Linked DNA regions of Homo sapiens: region 1 is linked to region 2. The links are chromatin loops, found by intact Hi-C in ENCODE. Cell type or tissue: dorsolateral prefrontal cortex. All regions are shown on one strand. Links, peaks and the distances in the headings refer to the core of each region. The heading gives the core; the rest is flanking DNA. Region 1 overlaps LGALS12 (galectin 12). Region 2 overlaps PLAAT3 (phospholipase A and acyltransferase 3).

The links. Peaks named below come from ENCODE experiments on the same cell type or tissue, not always from the same donor. Only the 100,000 strongest peaks of a DNase experiment are listed, where the experiment ranks them.
Region 1: a loop joins it to region 2, with 5 times the contacts of the local background. A loop is called at or near these places in 5 of 110 quality-filtered maps.

What each region holds. Positions count from the first base shown.
Region 1 is chr11:63,506,711-63,515,040 of GRCh38, forward strand. LGALS12 (galectin 12) reads left to right here. Exons shown (of 9, transcript NM_033101.4): 2 at 1,843-1,931; 3 at 2,068-2,281; 4 at 3,068-3,187; 5 at 3,753-3,791; 6 at 4,369-4,395; 7 at 5,042-5,130. Among named protein-coding and RNA genes, the nearest start is that of LGALS12, 4.8 kb to the left of the region's middle. RefSeq lists an enhancer at 3,523-4,154. In dorsolateral prefrontal cortex, for the core only: CTCF peaks have their summits at 1,519 (motif pointing left), 3,770, 3,971 and 4,735 (motif pointing right); DNase peaks (open chromatin) are centred at 1,531, 3,841 and 4,741; H3K27ac peaks cover 5,949 bases.
Region 2 is chr11:63,579,598-63,587,927 of GRCh38, forward strand. All of the region lies in intron 4 of PLAAT3 (phospholipase A and acyltransferase 3), which reads right to left. It overlaps LOC105369335 (a long non-coding RNA gene), which reads left to right. Exons shown (of 3, transcript XR_950179.3): 2 at 6,971-7,030. Among named protein-coding and RNA genes, the nearest start is that of PLAAT2, 20 kb to the left of the region's middle. In dorsolateral prefrontal cortex, for the core only: no CTCF peak of the experiment used is centred there; no DNase peak of the experiment used is centred there; H3K27ac peaks cover 7,918 bases.

The DNA of each region.
Region 1 (8,330 bases), core at 70-8,069, 73 kb before region 2:
GTGTAAATGACTGCTAGGCTTCCAGGGTCACTGCATTTTGAAAGTGGCGAAGCCTGGAGCCACAGTGCTCTGCCCCTACTGTAATGGATGCTAGGAGGATGAGGGTGTGGGGGTAGGATTGTTGGGGGAATGCTGATTACTTAGTAAGGACAGTCTCATCCCCAGCCTGGAAGGAAGGGTCAGGTGGGAATTTCCACTCAGGGATAGGGGTTGGGGGTGTTTCTCTCTTTCTCCTCCAGCTCAGTCAGTGCCCAAGAGGTTTTCTGAAGCCAGGCAATGATTTACAGAAGGCTGAATTCCCAGCAGACACCCCCTACTAATGAGCATTAATTATCACTTTCCCTTACTTGGCCCTCCCCTCCCATGAGAGCTGCATCCACTCAGTTAATTACAGGCCTGGAGGGAGCCTGGGAATGGGAAGTGATCAACTGCTGAACCAACCAGCTGAGCTTGCCAAGCTGGCATCCCAAGCCTCCCTCCCATGCTTCTCAGGTGCCTGAGGAATGGGCTGAAGCAGCTGCCCAGGTTACGGCAGCTCCTTGCTTTAGAGGCTGAGAGCTCGCACCTGGAGGGCCATCCTGGTGGTTTTCAGTTTTTTCTAGGTGGTTTGGGTTCCTAAAGGTTGTTGGGAGTTAGAGAGCAACACAGGAAGGCCAATCCTGTGATACCACTGGTATGTACCTGCCATCCTGCTCACATTCATTCCAAACACATCTATGCAGAGCCCTCACGGCGTCAGGTGAGGCACTGAGCCTACAGGAGGGAAAGAGAAGGCTTCAGTTTTGAGGGGCTTATAAACTAGGGAAAAAAGCCAACCAGTCGCTCTAAGCCAAGGGCCAAGCCAGCCACATGAGCAAAATGCCCTGGGAGCTCAGGGGAAGAAAGGAATAATCCAAGGAACCCAAGTGGATGATGCTTGGAAAGAGTCAGGGTGGAAAGAGACAGGAGGAACAGCCCAGAAAAGGCAGGAAGTTGTAAAACTGTATGATGTATTTTAGGAAGGCCAGGCAACTTCTTTTTTTTTTTTTTTTTTTTTTTTTTTGAGACCAAGTCTTGCTTTTTCGCCCAGGCTGAAGTACAGTGGCATGATCTCAGCTCACTGCAACCTCCTCCATCTCCCAGGCTCAAGCAATTCTCCTGCCTCAGCCTCCTGAGTAGCTGGGATTAGAGGTGCATGCCACCACACCCAGCTAATTTTTGTATTTTTAGTAGAGATAGGGTTTCACCATGTTGGCCAAGCTGGTCTCGAACTCCTGACCTCAAGTTGATCCACCCGCCTCAGCTTCCCAGAGTGCTGAGATTACAGGCATGAGCCACAGAGCCCAGCCCAGGTAACTTCTACATGGGGAAAGGTGAGCCTGGGAAGGCCATTGTTAAGTGCCTCTCCAGGGGTCCATTTCAGAGTTAGCTGTCAGTTCCTAACTTGTCCATTCTTCTTGCCTCCCAGTTCCTAGTCTCCAGCCACTCAACAGTCCTCAGAAAGCCCCAGTACCAGGCTTCTGGGGACCAGGGTGACATCTAGTGGATGGCAAGCCTCCCTGGGGTCACTGCAGCCTGTTGTGTCCTAGGAGCTGGGGAAAGGCAACTGGCTGGTGCTGAATTTGGCAAGGGAGCGGAATTTGACTTCTCTGGTGTAATGCAGCTTTGCCGTGTGACGGTCCAGGAAAGGGGATTAGGTGGAAGAAAATATTTCAGTGAACACTGATTTTTACCTATAAGGAATTTTCTGTTTGGAGAGGAAAAGTTGAGTTTTATTCTGCTCCTTTCCTCCCACTCGCCTGACATAGAGGTCCCTAAGCCCTTTCTCCAAACCTGCATGGATGAGTTTCTTTTCTTGTTCAGGTGGTTCCTTATGTCACGACGATTTTTGGAGGCCTGCATGCAGGCAAGATGGTCATGCTGCAAGGAGTGGTCCCTCTAGATGCACACAGGTAAGGCGGGGGAGGTGGCCCAGGGGGTGCTGGAGCTCAGCCCTAGAGGCATCGAGCTGGAGGGCTCCTCCCTGCCACTGAGATCTCTGTGGGTCTCTGGTCAGAACCGCACTTTGAGAGCCTCACCTCCCAGTAGGTTTCAGGTGGACTTCCAGTGTGGCTGCAGCCTGTGTCCCCGGCCAGATATCGCCTTCCACTTCAACCCTCGCTTCCATACCACCAAGCCCCATGTCATCTGCAACACCCTGCATGGTGGACGCTGGCAAAGGGAGGCCCGGTGGCCCCACCTGGCCCTGCGAAGAGGCTCCAGCTTCCTCATCCTCTTTCTCTTCGGGAATGAGGAAGTGAAGGTGAAGGAAGGGACGGGCATTGGGTGGTCTAGAATTTGTGTCCTTGCGCCCTTCCTTCCCTCAGCCAGACTCCCCACGACACAATGTTGAGTGGCATTGGTAGTGGTCAGGTACCAAGAGGACCAAGGAGCTGCCATGCCCGGTTCCAGGCTGCCCTGGGCCCACATGGCAGCAAGAAAGCTCTACAGTGCCTGGCTCCAAAGAGGGCACTCCTGCCATAGTCATGGCAAGCACTTAGAGAGAACCTACTGTATACCAGGAACTGTTCTAAGCCCTTAAAAGTATCTGCTCATTGAATGCTCACAATAACCCCATTAGGTAGGTACCTTCATTATCCCCATCTTACAGCCACAGTGGCAGGGGAGAGGGACAGAGAACTTGATCTCAAGGTTTAGACCCCTAATGTGAGCTCCTGCCAGAAACATGATGGGATCTTCAGACATCTCCAGGAGACAGGGCAGCTGGCGGGAGGGTAGCCTCTTGAGCCTCAGTTTCCTCACGTAAATGGAGCAAAGATGACTCTTTGGGCTGCTGAGAAAGCACAATGAGGGGCCTCTGTTGGGGTAGAGGGAGCGTTGAAGGTGCCTTAGTCTCCAGGCCAGCTCTGCAACCTTTGGAAGATTACTTAAGCCGCCCAAGGCTCTGTAAAATGTACCTACCTCATAGAGATGACGTGAAGTTAAGTGAGGCAAAATTGAGGAAAAAGTGCTTGGCAATGCCTGGGACATTGTTATGAACTCAATGAACATTAGCTGCTGATAAGCCAGCCTCTGTCTGTCTCTCCAGGTGAGTGTGAATGGACAGCACTTTCTCCACTTCCGCTACCGGCTCCCACTGTCTCATGTGGACACGCTGGGTATATTTGGTGACATCCTGGTAGAGGCTGTTGGATTCCTGAACATCAATGTAAGTTTCCTTGGGACCAAGGCCTGGGCAGTGGCAGCCTCTAATTTCCCCTGACTCCTGGACGGGCCTGGGACCCCTTCCTCCACCCTAGACTGAGAGAGAGGACGCCCTGTGCACCAGTAATAGCCAAGGGGGAGGGAGTCCACTGAGGTTTCGGGTGTGAGTGGGCTGAGGGGGAAGAGAAAGTGATGGCAGAAAGGGTGTCCAGGAGCCGCAGGCAGGAGTCTGTAACCAGTGTGGGTCTGGTTAACACTGAGAAGCAATGGCCAGGAATGATTTGGCACACTGGGGGCCGAAACGGGTGGCAGCTGGCTTTATCATTCCCACCTGATGGGCTTATTAAAGCCCAGATTTCTGGGGCTTGCCACCAGAGATTCTGATTCAGTAAGTCCAAGGTGGGGCCTAGGAATTGGGATGTTCAAAATGCCAGCAAGAAGCTACCACTGACCAGCCGAATGGGAACATGAGGAGCTGTAAAGGCCAGGGCTCTGCCCACCTCCCAGGCATAGGTAGGGGATTGCAGTGGTCCTAAATGCTGCTGATTCTTTTCTCTCTTTCTGAACAGCCATTTGTGGAGGGCAGCAGAGAGTACCCAGCTGGACATGTGAGTTTCTTGGCAGCAAGGTCTGAGCAGCCACACCAGCTGACCCGCCCTTCTGGACTGCTGCTCCCATTACACAAGGCCCAGCTGCCCCTTCCCTCACTGCTGCGGTTGCCACGGACATGGCTGGCTCTGCTTCAGTCTCTGGAGGGCCTGGATTTTCCTCTCCCAGCCCCTCTCCAGGCCCAGCTTGGGAAGATGAATGGGGGTGGGCTGCATGCAGAGGGGGCAAGACCCCGTATTCCTAGCAGGAGAGGCCTTAGTTGAAATGCTCATTTCTCAAACCACCTCTGCAAGGTGGCTGGGGTTGGTCTTGCGGGACAGAAGGGGAGATGAGGCCCATGTACTGCCCAAGGCCACACAGGGAGTGGATGACAAATCCTCCACCCCGTTCTTCCCTATTATTCCAGCGCTGGTGAACCTCTGAAGTCCAGAGGATCCCACTGGGGCTCCAATGACTCACCTACTGCTGTGAGAGAGACAAGCCCCAAATATTCCCAATTTGTTAGAATAACAAGAGTTTCCCTTTTCCTGAGCAAATACCACATGGCCTTGTGTCCTCTCTTTCTTTCCCTGACAGCCTTTCCTGCTGATGAGCCCCAGGCTGGTGAGTGAACCTCCCTCCTGCTCTGTCAGGGCTGGGGGCGCAGCCTGGGTGAGCAGCTAATGAGCTCAGCCTGGTAGGACATGCCCCCAGCCTCAGGATTTCCCCTTCCTTTATAGAAAACTGCAGGCTGTGGGTGGGCCAGGCAGCTTATGCCCCCAGCCGCATGATTTCCCCTTCCTTTATAGCAAGCTGCAGGCTGTGGGTGGGCTGGGCAGCTTCAGGCTGAAGCTCCAGCTTCATTTTACCTTTTCTCCACTTATTGTGAACATCATTACTTGATACTTCTCTGTGCCAGGCCCGGTGCCAGGCTCTAGGATAGAGGAACAAGCTGGTCCCAGCCGTCCAGTTGCTCACAGGCTGGTGGGGGACAGACCACTAGATGGCAATTACAGTTAAGGATGCAGTGAAGGGAGAAGGACATGGTGGTCGGGACACAGAGAGGCCAAGCTCAGCCTGGACAGGCCGGGGAAAGTGTTCGGCAATAACAGAGTACAGGAGGCCAGGTGCTTAACAAATAAGCAGCGTGTCCTGGCGGCAGGCCTGGGCAGAACATGCCTGCCCCAGTGCTCCCCTGGCCCCCGGGGATGGGCGGTCCTCCCCAGTCCCCCTGGAAGTCAACTTCTCAATACCTCCCTTGTTCCTTCAGGAGGTGCCCTGCTCACATGCTCTTCCCCAGGGTCTCTCGCCTGGGCAGGTCATCATAGTACGGGGACTGGTCTTGCAAGAGCCGAAGCAGTAAGTATCCAGCATCTAAGTGGAGGGGAGGGAGCAGCCTCTCTGTGACAGTCACATGCTATAAAACATCATCTCTTTTAATCTCCTAGCACCACCATTTAATCCCCATTTTACAGATGAGGAAACAGAGGAGCAGAAAGGAGAAGTGGCCCAATTTGGCAGAGCTTATGAAGGTCAGGCTGGGACTGGGACCGACAGCCCCACTGCTGGGAGCATCATTCCTGCTGGTACATCTAGTCAGGCCTAGCCTCTTGTCCCAGGTCCTAGGAAAGGGGCCCCAGGAAAGGCCCTTCGTAGGTGCAGGCTGAGGCCCAGAGCAAACATGTAGCTTCCTATGGTAACACAATGTGTGGTTCAAAAGATACAGCCAGACTGCCCCAGAGAAGAGGGCTGGTATTTGGAAGCCAGGACTTGGAGGGACCCAGTGACTAAGTGGACATTACCAAACTTCTCCTACATGGTGCTTTCAAACCCAGACCTGTGGCTCCAATCCAGTTAGACAGGAGCCACTGGCCGGCCTGCCTTGAGGAAACGCATTAGAGTTTATGACTTCTCTGGGCCAGAATGCCTGGGTTGGCATGTGCTCAGGACACCTACTTGTGCAACCTTAGGACAGATACTTTTCCTCTCTGTGCCTCTGTTTTCCTCTCTGTAAGAAGGGGATGATAGGCCGGGCGCGGTGGCTCACACCTATAATCCCAGCACTTTGGGAGGCCGAGGCGGGTGGATCACGAGGTCAGGAGTTGGAGACCAGCCTGACCAACATGGTGAAATCCTGACTCTACTGAAAATAGAAAAATTAGCCGGGCATGGTGGCGCATGCCTGTAATCCCAGCTACTCAGGAGGCTGAGGCAGGAGAATCGCTTATACCCGGGAGGCAGAGGTTGCAGTGATCCGAGATCGCGCCACTGCACTCCAGCCTGGGCAATAGAGCAAGACTCCATCTCAAAAAAAAAAAAAAAAGATAGAGGGGGTTGATAATAATGCCGACTTTAGGGGTGGTACTTAGAATAGTGCCTGGTACATGGTAAGTGTCCACAAATGTGGGTACTACTGCAATCATCTCAGTGGAGGTAGGGGAGGGCAGAGTAAGGAAAGCACCCTATGTTCTCCTTGCTTAATTTTGTTTTTATTTTTAAGTCACTGACCTCACTAAACCCTTGCCCTGCACACTGCCGATCATGCCTGTGAATTCTGGGACAGGCATGAAGCCCAGCACTCGATGGCCTCGGCCTCCAAAGACAGGCATGACTGAGTTGGATTCCTGGTTTTGTCTCTTATAAACAGTGCGGTCGTGGGCCAGTCACTAAACCTCTCTGAGTCTGAGTTTCCCTACCGGAAAAAGGTGAATGATAATTCCAACCTGCTAGGGAAAATGAAAAGTGCTCAGTGATGGAACACTTCTTCCCACAAAACTTGGAGGCATGAGACCGGGTTCATATTGTAGCTCAAAGTCACAAGGTTACTAGTGACATAGTCAGCAAGTAACTGCTGTTTCCCAAGGGCCATGAATGCATGTGTCCTCAGAGGCCAGACAGGTCTCATAAATAGTGAGGAAACCAGTTGGGAAGGTGGTAAAGGGGAAGGAGTATCTCCATACACCCAGTCATGCCAGATCTTCTGACTATTTTTAAAGCAAAAATAGAAGCCATCTTTTATATAAACTCTCTCAATTTTTGAATATTATATTAAAGTTGAAGAATACTATGGACCAGACAAAACATTCCTATACACCAGTTCAGCCGAGATCCACCAACATGAAGATTTAGCACAGCACCTGGTATTTAGCGAGGCTGCAACCAATGCAGCTGCTGCTATTTTGTGAAAGCAACTGATGGCTTGAATGGGGCAGAGAGAGTAAGAGATGGAGGGCACAGGATTCATCTGCAGTGAAAATCTATCCCTCCTTCTTCACCTCATCCCTTCCCTCCTCGTTATTGAGTGGGAGTGTATGACTGCAGCCTCAAAGAGCTTCAACAGAGCTTCACTGGGCATCTGGTGATTTGTGATTATTCAGTGATCTAGTGGGCATCTAGTGATTCATGATTATCCAGTGATCTGGCGGGCTGAGCTGCATGAAGGTGAGGTAGGGAGACACTGAGGCCTCCTCACCAGGAGTTCGCAGGCCAGAGGAAGACACAGTGTTGTCTGGCAGGACGGGGTAGGGGGAGCCATAGTGGGGCTGGAGGCTCCACGCAGTCCACTCTCCAGGGTTCCTGCCTTCCAAGCTTCTTCCCAACATTGGGCCCTGGCCACCTCCTTCCCAAAGTTGGAAACTTACGGGGCCTCCTCCTGTAAGGATCTACCAATAGCCCTTGAAAGGCCTGTCCAGGGCGGCCTTTTCCCCTACCTTACCTGCCTCTGCATCCCATCAGGATGCCGCGCCTTCTCCAGCATAGCTCTTCAAGAAGGAAACTTGGGAAGTTCCCAAGACATAAAAATAATCTGGGCCGGGCGCGGTGGCTCAAGCCTGTAATCCCAGCACTTTGGGAGGCCAAGGTGGGCAGATCACAAGGTCAAGAGATCGAGACCACCCTGGCCAACATAGTGAAACCCCATCTCTACTAAAAATACAAAAATTAGCTGGGCGGTGCGGGCATGCGCCTGTAGTCCCAGCTACTCCGGAGGCTGAGGCAGGAGAACTGCTTGAACCTGGGAGGAAGAGGTTGCAGTGAGCCGAGATCGTGCCACTGCACTCCAGCTTGGTGACAGAGCAAGACTCTGTCTCAAAAAAATAAAATAAAATAAAGAAAAATAATATAATCCGGTTGCCCTATTTGAGAGGCAGGTGCCAGATCCCCCCACCCCCAAATCTAGAGTCATGAATCCTAGTTCACATCCTAACCTAAGGCCCTACCACTATTACTAGTAACAGAGAAGTCATTTAACTTCTTGTCCTCATCACTTAAATGGGCTGACAAACCTCACAGCACAGAATTTGTGAGGATTAAGGAAAGGCAAACTAGCTTCTGTAAAACACCTACTGTGTGCTAGGAATTGCTAGTTTTCACATACATTATCTCCTTTGTTCCTTTTTTTTTTTGGCTCTATGAGGTAGAGATTGTATTATATAGCAATATTTTTAAACAATAGGTATCATCTGAATGCTTATTACGTTCCAGGTGCTATTCTAAATAAGCATTTTTTTATGTATTCATTTAATTCTTACAACAATGCCACAGGCAGGTACAGGGCAGTT
Region 2 (8,330 bases), core at 206-8,205:
TTATTTTCAGCAAACTATCACAAGGACAAAAACCAAACATCGCATGTTCTCACTCATAGGTGGGAATTGAACAATGAGAACACATGGACACAGGAAGGGGAACATCACACACCAGGGCCTGTTGTGGGGTGGGGGGAGGGGGGAGGGATAGCATTAGGTGATACACCTAATGTTAAATGATGAGTTAATGGGTGCAGCACACCAACATGGCACATGTATACATATGTAACAAACCTGCACGTTGTACACATGTACCCTAAAACTTAAAGTATAATAAAAAAAAAAAAAAAAAAGAAGAAGACAATGGAGCAATGCCTCCAAAACTCTGAAGTGAAACCATTTCCAACCTAGAATTCTATACCCAGACAAAGTATCAAATCAAGTGAGAGGGTAAAATGACAAATAATTCAGACACACAGGGTCTCAAAGAATTTACCTCCCATGCATCCTCTTACAGAAAGCTGCTGAAAATGGTTCCCCAAAAACAGGGGAGTAAATGGAGAAAGTAGAAGACATGAGATAGAGAAAATGGGCCTTCTACTACTAGAGAGACTGGAAGGGAATCTCCCCAGAATGACAGTAAAGGGAGATTCCAGGATAACAACTTAGTACCAGGTGTAAAGAATAACTGGTAGGCAGAATGATAAGCCCCAAAAGGTGTCCATGTCCTAATTTCAGGAATCTATAAATATATCATGCTACATGGCAAGTGAGAATTAAGCTTACAAATGGAGTTAAGGCTGCTAATCAATTTACCTTAAAATACAGAAATTATCGGCCAGGTGTGGTGGCTCACGCCTGTAATCCCAGCACTTTGGGAGGCCGAGGAGGGTGGATCACGAGGTCAGGAGTTCGAGACCAGCCTGGCCAACATGGTGAAACCCCATCTCTACTAAAAATACAAAAATTAGCCAGGCGTGGTGGCACATGCCTCTAATCCCAGCTACTTGGGAGGCTGAGGCAGGAGAATCACTTGAACCCAGGAGGCAAAGTTTGCAGTGAGCTGAGATCACGCCACTGCACTCCAGCCTGGGCAACAGAGCAAGACTGTCTCAAAAAAACAAAAACAAAAAAAAGAGGAAATTATCCTAGATTATTCAGATGGGCCCAATGTAATTACAAAGTTCCTTAAAAGGTAGAAGACAGACAGAAGAGTTAGTGTCACAATGATGCAATATAAGACTCAACCAGCCATTGCTCTAGCTTTGAAAATAGATGGGGACTATAAGCCAAGGAATGCCAGTATGTTGTGGAAAGTCGGGGACCCCAAACGGAGGACCAGCTGAAGCCACAGCAGAAGAACATAAATTGTTAAGATTTCATGGACATTTATCAGTTCCCAAAATTAATACTTTCATAACTTCTTACACCTGTCTTTACTGCAATCTCTGAACACAAATTGTGAAGATGTCATGGACATTTATCACTTCCCCAATTAATACTCTTATAATTTCTTATGCCTGTCTTTAATCTCTTAATCACGTTATCTTCGTAAGCTGAGAATGTACGTCACCTCAGGACCACTATTGTACAAACTGATTGTAAAATATGTGTGTTTGAACAATACGAAATCAGTGCACCCTGAAAAAGAACAGAATAACAGCGATTTTCAGGGAACAAGGAAAGATAACCATAAGGTCTGACTGCCTGCGGGGTCGGGCAGAATAGAGCCATATTTTTCTTCTTGCAGAAAGCCTATAGACAGATGTGTGAGTAGGAGAAATATCGCTGAATTCTTTTCCGAGCAAGGAACAACCCTGGGGAAGGAATGCATTCCTGGGGGTAGGTCTATAGACGGCCGCTCTGGGAGTGTCTGTCTGATGCAGTTGAGATAAGGACTGAAATATGCCCTGTCTCCTGCAGTACCCTCAGGCTTACTAGGATTGGGAAATTCCAGCCTGGTAAATTCTAGTCAGACTGGTTGTCTGCTCTCAAACCCTGTTTCCTGTTAAGATGTTTATCAAGACAATGCGTGCACAGCAGGACACAGACCCTCATCAGTAATTCTAATTTTGCTTTCACCTTGTGATCTTTATAGCCCTTTGAAGCATGTGATCCTTGTGACCTACTCCCTGTTTGTACGCCCTCTCCCCTTTTAAAATCCGTAATAAAAACTTGCTGATTTTGTGGCTGGGGGTTGTCATCACGGTCCTACCAATATGTGATGGCACCCCTGGAGGCCCAGCTGTAAAATTTCTCTCTTTGTACTCTTTCTCTTTATTTCTCAGCCTGGCCAACACTTACGGAAAATAGAAAAGAACCTATGTTGAAATATTAGGGACTGGTTCCCCCAATACCAGTAACCTCTAGAAGTTGGAAAAGGCAAGAAAATTGATTTTCTCCTACAGACACTAGAAAAGAATGTCAATGCTTTGATTTTAGCCCAGTGAAACTCATTTTAGACTTCTGGCCCACAGAACTGTTGATAATAAATTGTGGAGTCTTAAGCCACTAACTTTGTACTAATTTGTTACAGCAGCAATAGGAAAATAATGCACTTATCAATCCAGATTGGAGCATTGTGACTCCAGAGCCTAGCATGTTGAGGACTGCCATAACCACTATCCTCTCCCATTGTACTGTGTTTCTAACCTAAAGCAACTTCTGGAGGATGTGATCTACCTAAATAAGAGAAAGAGCAAAGAAACAGAAAACTAAGAGATCATAGAATCAGAGAATGCAATCCAAGAGAAGGAAAGGAAATCCAAAGGATGACAGCCAAGGGGAGTCCAGGATGACAGCCATGCAATTGGCCAAGGAGCAACCAGCACAGAGGGAAGAAGGGCCATCTCTGGGATAGACGTGTCCAAGCAAAATAAACAAGAACTTGTAGGTTACTTGACATGGTTTCCCTTGTGGAGAACTGTACTGAGAGCTAATTGGATCATGTGGGAAGAATTGACAACAGGTACAAAGAAAACTCGGCAATGAAAGGAAGTAATAATTATCATAAAGAAAAAAGAACTCCCTCCACTTCCCTCCCAAAACAGAAAGGAAACTATCACAATTCACCACGACACTCAGCTGTGAGTTTTCTCATCATGAGTTCTGGCTGCTGAGAAATCAGTTCTGGGCACCTTGTGTTAATTACACTGCTGTGTTTCCTGAGGTTAAACACAACTATGTGTTTCCTGACATTAAACACATTTATGGCCCAGATAAGCCTCAGTAGCATCAAGATACGTATATATTTTTAACCACTGAAGATCCCCAAACTCTTCTCAACATTGGTCACATAGAAGTTTTAACAGATAGCCAGGCACAGTAGCTCATGCTTATAATCCCAGCACTTTGGGAGGCCGAGGCAGGCGGATGATGAGGTCAGGAGTTCGAGACCAGCCTGACCAACATGGTGAAACCTCATCTCTACTAAACATACAAAAATTAGCCAGGCATGGTGGCACGCACCTGTAATCCCAGCTACTCAGAAGGCTGAGGCAGGAGAATCACTTGAACCGGGAGGCGGAGGTTGCAGTGAGCCGAGATCACACCTCTGCACTCCAGCCTGGGTGACAGAGTGAGACACCATCTCAAAAAAAAAAAGTAGTTTTAACAGACAGAATTCATGATGACCAAAGTTTGGATGGAGCTACCAACCTGAGGTTTGACTGCTGCTAAGTCTTTAAATGCTCCTCTAAAAGATAATTAGGCATGGTTTTGTGGCAGCCATGGTTCTGTTGGGTTAACTTGCTAGGGAACCTGCATAAAATCACTTGTATCCAGCATTTTCCTTGCTAAGCTCTGTGTCAGGGTAGGAGAAATAGTCTGCAGATAATGGAGGAGGAACAATATGTCCCTAGTTCTTTATAGAACCTCATGGTGTGAAAACAAAAGCTGATGCAACTGGTTCATACAAAAGATACTTTGTCAAGGAAAACAACAATAACCTCATTGTTTGTGGCCATGCTTTGTACATAGTCAAAGAGTATGATTAAACACAAGACTGTTGGAAGCTAGTTAGTCCTAATAGTGCAAACTTGATGGGAAAAACTCTCTCTCCAAGAGTCAGTGCTACCTTCAGATGCCATTGATCATTTTCATGTTGCAAGACTGAAAGGTCCAATCCAGCTGCTGTGTTGTTATTACAGGATTTCTGATCATGAAAATGGGCTACCTGGTGTGTGTCACAGGTCTTAAATCAGGATATCAGGATATTGTGAAAGAGAAAAGCTGTCTCTCATTAGAAATATTAAGAAGACTGTTTTTTTTTTAAGTGGGCAAACAAATTCTGCCAGACTACAGACATTTAGACATTTATACTACAAAGCTCTTCTGAGTTAAGCCTTGATTTAGGGAAATCTAAATCATTTCTGGAAAAAAGAAAGTGCTAATGTGCTGCCTTCACTTTCAACAATGTTATAGGTGGATTAAAGAAGAAGTGGAGATAGTAGTGTTATTCTGAAAGCAATCCAATTGAGACTGTTAGAGGTTACAATATAAGAATGGTTATGAAATAGTTGTATATTTTCCAACAGTGATCAAGTATACAAAAAATAATAAATCATTTAAAAAGAAATAAAATATTTGCATAAAAATTTGGTTTCATTTACAGTAATTTCAAAATAATACCCCACAATTTATCCAGATTTATGTAATATATGTATTGCCGCCAGACACATCTTCAATTTCTATTTACCTTAATATTTTCTCTCACTCAGACTAGACTTCATTGTGAGTATAGCTTCTGGTTGCTTTTTTTTTTTTTTTAAGTACTGTTCAGTATGAAAGTTTCTTTACAAAACCCTACTAAAATATATGTTTTTTGAAACCTAAATATTTTTAGGTAGGTGGAAAGTAGGAGAATCTTTTTTTTAGAATATTCTTAGGCATGTAAAGCACAAATTACGTTTTAGTTTAAATTCATTGTTTCCCTTCTCAGGAAATTTGATTAATCATAAACTTTTTTTTTTGTTTTTTTTTGTTTTTTTTTTTTTGAGACAGAGTCTTGCTCAGTCGCCCAGGCTGGAGTACAGTGGTGCAATCTCGGCTCACTGCAAGCTCCGCCTCCTGGGTTCACGCCATTCTCCTGCCTCAGCCTCCCAAGTAGCTGCGACTACAGGCCACCACGCCCAGCTAATTTTGTTTTGTATTTATAGTAGAGACGGGGTTTCACCAGGTTAGCCAGGATGGTCTTGATCTCCTGACCTCGTGATCCACCTGCCTTGGCCTCCCAAAGTGCTGGGATTACAGGCGTGAGCCACCGCACCTGGCCATAAATATTCTTTTGAAGGAAAATCTAGTCTGCTTCAAAGAGCTCAGCACAAATATAATGACTGGTCAGATTCTTTAAAACACACAAAAATATCCTCATGAGTTAAATGAAAAGGAGAGTCACTGCACTGACAGTGCTTACAAAGAAAAATACTGGTGGACATTTTCTGATATGTACTAAATCTATCATCTCTAGCAAGATGGGGCATGCATCGAAGTTCTTTTTTTTTTTTTTTGAGATGGAGTTTTGCTCTTGTTGCCCAGCCTGGAGTGCAATGGCGCAATCTTGGCTCACTGCAACCTCCACCTCCCGGGTTCAAGCAATTCTGCCTCAGCCTCCCGAGTAGCCGGGACTACCGGTGCACACCACCACGCCCAGCTAATTTTTGTATTTTTAGTAGAAACGGGGTTTCACCATGTTGGCCAGTATGGTCTCGATCTCTTGACCTCATGATCTGCCCGCCTCGGCCTCTCAAAGTGCTGGGATTACAGGCATGAGCCACTGCGCCCGGCCAGAAGTTCTATGTTAATTTGACTCACAGCATGTGTCAGTGATCATTACTCACCTAAGTCACTAGTTCTCAACTGGAGACAGTTTTTCCCTGTGGGGGGAATTGTCTACAGACGTTTTTGGTTCTTACATCTGGCGGTGGGATGCTACTGGTATCTAGTGTGTAGAGGCCAGGGATGCTGCTAAGCATCCTACAGTGCACAGGACAGGACTTGACAATGAAGAATTATCTGGCCCATAATGTCAATAGTGCTGAGGCTGAGAAACCCCTATCCTAGACCAAGAAATGAAAGAGGAAATCTTTAGAAGCAGTAGAGATGGCACCTCTGTTTTTGTTGTAGAATATTCTGGCTTCATTTTCTGTGATGGGATCAAGTAGAATTGTTCATGCTGTTTCACTGTTGTGTTATCATTGTTTTGCCTCTTTCAAGTGAATGGGTAGATGGGTAGGGCCAAAGTCCCAGGAAGAAAAGTGTGATGTGTTCAATTTGCATTGTTTCATTTTGCAAGTGTTAAATTATTGTTTACAAAAAGAATAATGGTATAAGACATTTCTTAGTTATTTTACTATCTCAAGATTTGGAATTTTATTTAATTACTCCAAATAGCATTTATGGCCAGGCGCAGTGGCTCACATCTATAATTCCAGCACTTTGGGAGACTGAGGCAGGAGGGTTGCTAGAGACCAAGAGTTTAAGACCAGCCCAGACAACAAAGTGAGACCCTGTCTCTACAAAAAATACAAAAATCAGCCAGGCATGGTGATGTGCACCCATAGTCTCAGCTACTTGGGTGTGTGTGTGTGTGTGTGTGCACGTGTATGTGTGTGTTTGAGAAGGAGTCTCGCTCTGTTGCCCAGGCTGGAGTACACTGGCGCAATCTTGGCTCACTGCAACCTCCACCTCCAGGGTTCAAGCGATTCTCCTGCCTCAGCCTCCTGAGTAGTTGGGACTGCAGGTGCCCGCCATCACACCCAGCTAATTTTTGTATTTTTAGTAGAGACGGGGTTTCACCATGTTGGCCAGGGTGGTCTCAAACTCCTCACCTTAGGTGATCCACCCACCCCAGCCTCCCAAAGTGCTGGGATTACAGGCGTGAGCCACCACGCCCGGCCAGCCCCGTTCTTTATTCTGTTAATAACTGCTGAAAGAATAACTAAATGAGATGATTAGGATATATTTTGTAAACCTACCAAATATTCTTAACGTAGAACTCTGAATTTCAAAAAGTATCTTATTGCTTCCCAAGGTTGTCTTGTACTCTGTATTTGGAGTTTATTGCTGCATAGGAGCATGAGTTTTACCAAGAGTAAGTAAACACCTTGATAGTGATGCAAGATCACCAATGATGAAACTCAATTTGTTATCATGTTTGTCTTTCTTATGCTAATATTGTCACTGCTAATTCAAAAAAAAAAAACTTCTATTATACCTAAATCTGTCAATAAATGTTCATTTTCAAATTTAAAAAGATACATAAATGGGCCAGGCACAGTGGCTCACGCCTGTAATCTTAGCACTTTGGGAGGCAGAAACAGGCAGATCACTTGCAGTCAGGAGTTCCAGACCAGCCTGGCCGATATGGGGAAACCACATCTCTAATAAAAATACAAAAATTACCCAGGTGTGGTGGCACATGCCTTTATTCCCAGCCACTCTGGAGGCTGAGGCAGAAGAATCACTTGAACCCAGGAGGCAGAGGTTACAGCGAGCCAACATCGCACCACTGTGCTCTAGCCTGGGTGACGAAACAAGACTCTGTCTTAATAAATAAAAAGATACATAAATAAAAAACAAGAGAGAGAAGATAAGAAAATCAGCAAAGCAGTCTAGGGATCCAATAGCCTAATAATAGGAGTGCCAGAGAATACAAACTGGAAAATTTCCAAGAACTAAAGAAAGTGAGTTTCCAAGTACCTGGCACAATACATGAAAATAGACCCGTGCAAGGTAATAAATTTCAGAACACTGAGGATGAAGAGAAGATTCTATACAGTTCTGAAAAGAAAAAATAGATCACATACAAACAATAAAAAATCAGAACAGCTTCAGACTTCTCTACCACAATAACAAAAGCTAGATGACAATAAACCAATGCCTTCAAAATTCTGAAAAAAAAAATATTATTTCTAACCTAGAATTCTATACCCAGCCAAATGATTAATCAAATGTGAGGATAAAATAAAGATATTTTCAGGCATGCAAGATCTTTTTTTGTTTGTTTTTTGTTTCTTGGGTCTTTTTTTTTTTTTTTCTGACCAAGTCTCACTCTGTCACCCAGGCTGGAGTACAGTGGCGTGATCTCGGCTCACTGCAACCTCTGCCTCCTGGGTCCAAGCAATTCTCGTGCCTCAGCCTCACCAGTAGCTGGGATTACAGGCGCATGTCACCATGCCTGCCTAGGGATCTTTTTAAAATGTACCATTTCTCAGTAAACTATTAGGGGAAGTAGTCTACCAAAACAAGGGCATAAACCAAAAAAGAGAAGGATGTGAACTACAGAGGATAAAAGCATTAATATAGCAGGGAACTGAAAGAAATTTCTAGGATGCTAGTAAAGAGAGATACCAAGATGACAGCAATGCCTCATCAAGTGTGACAAGAGACAA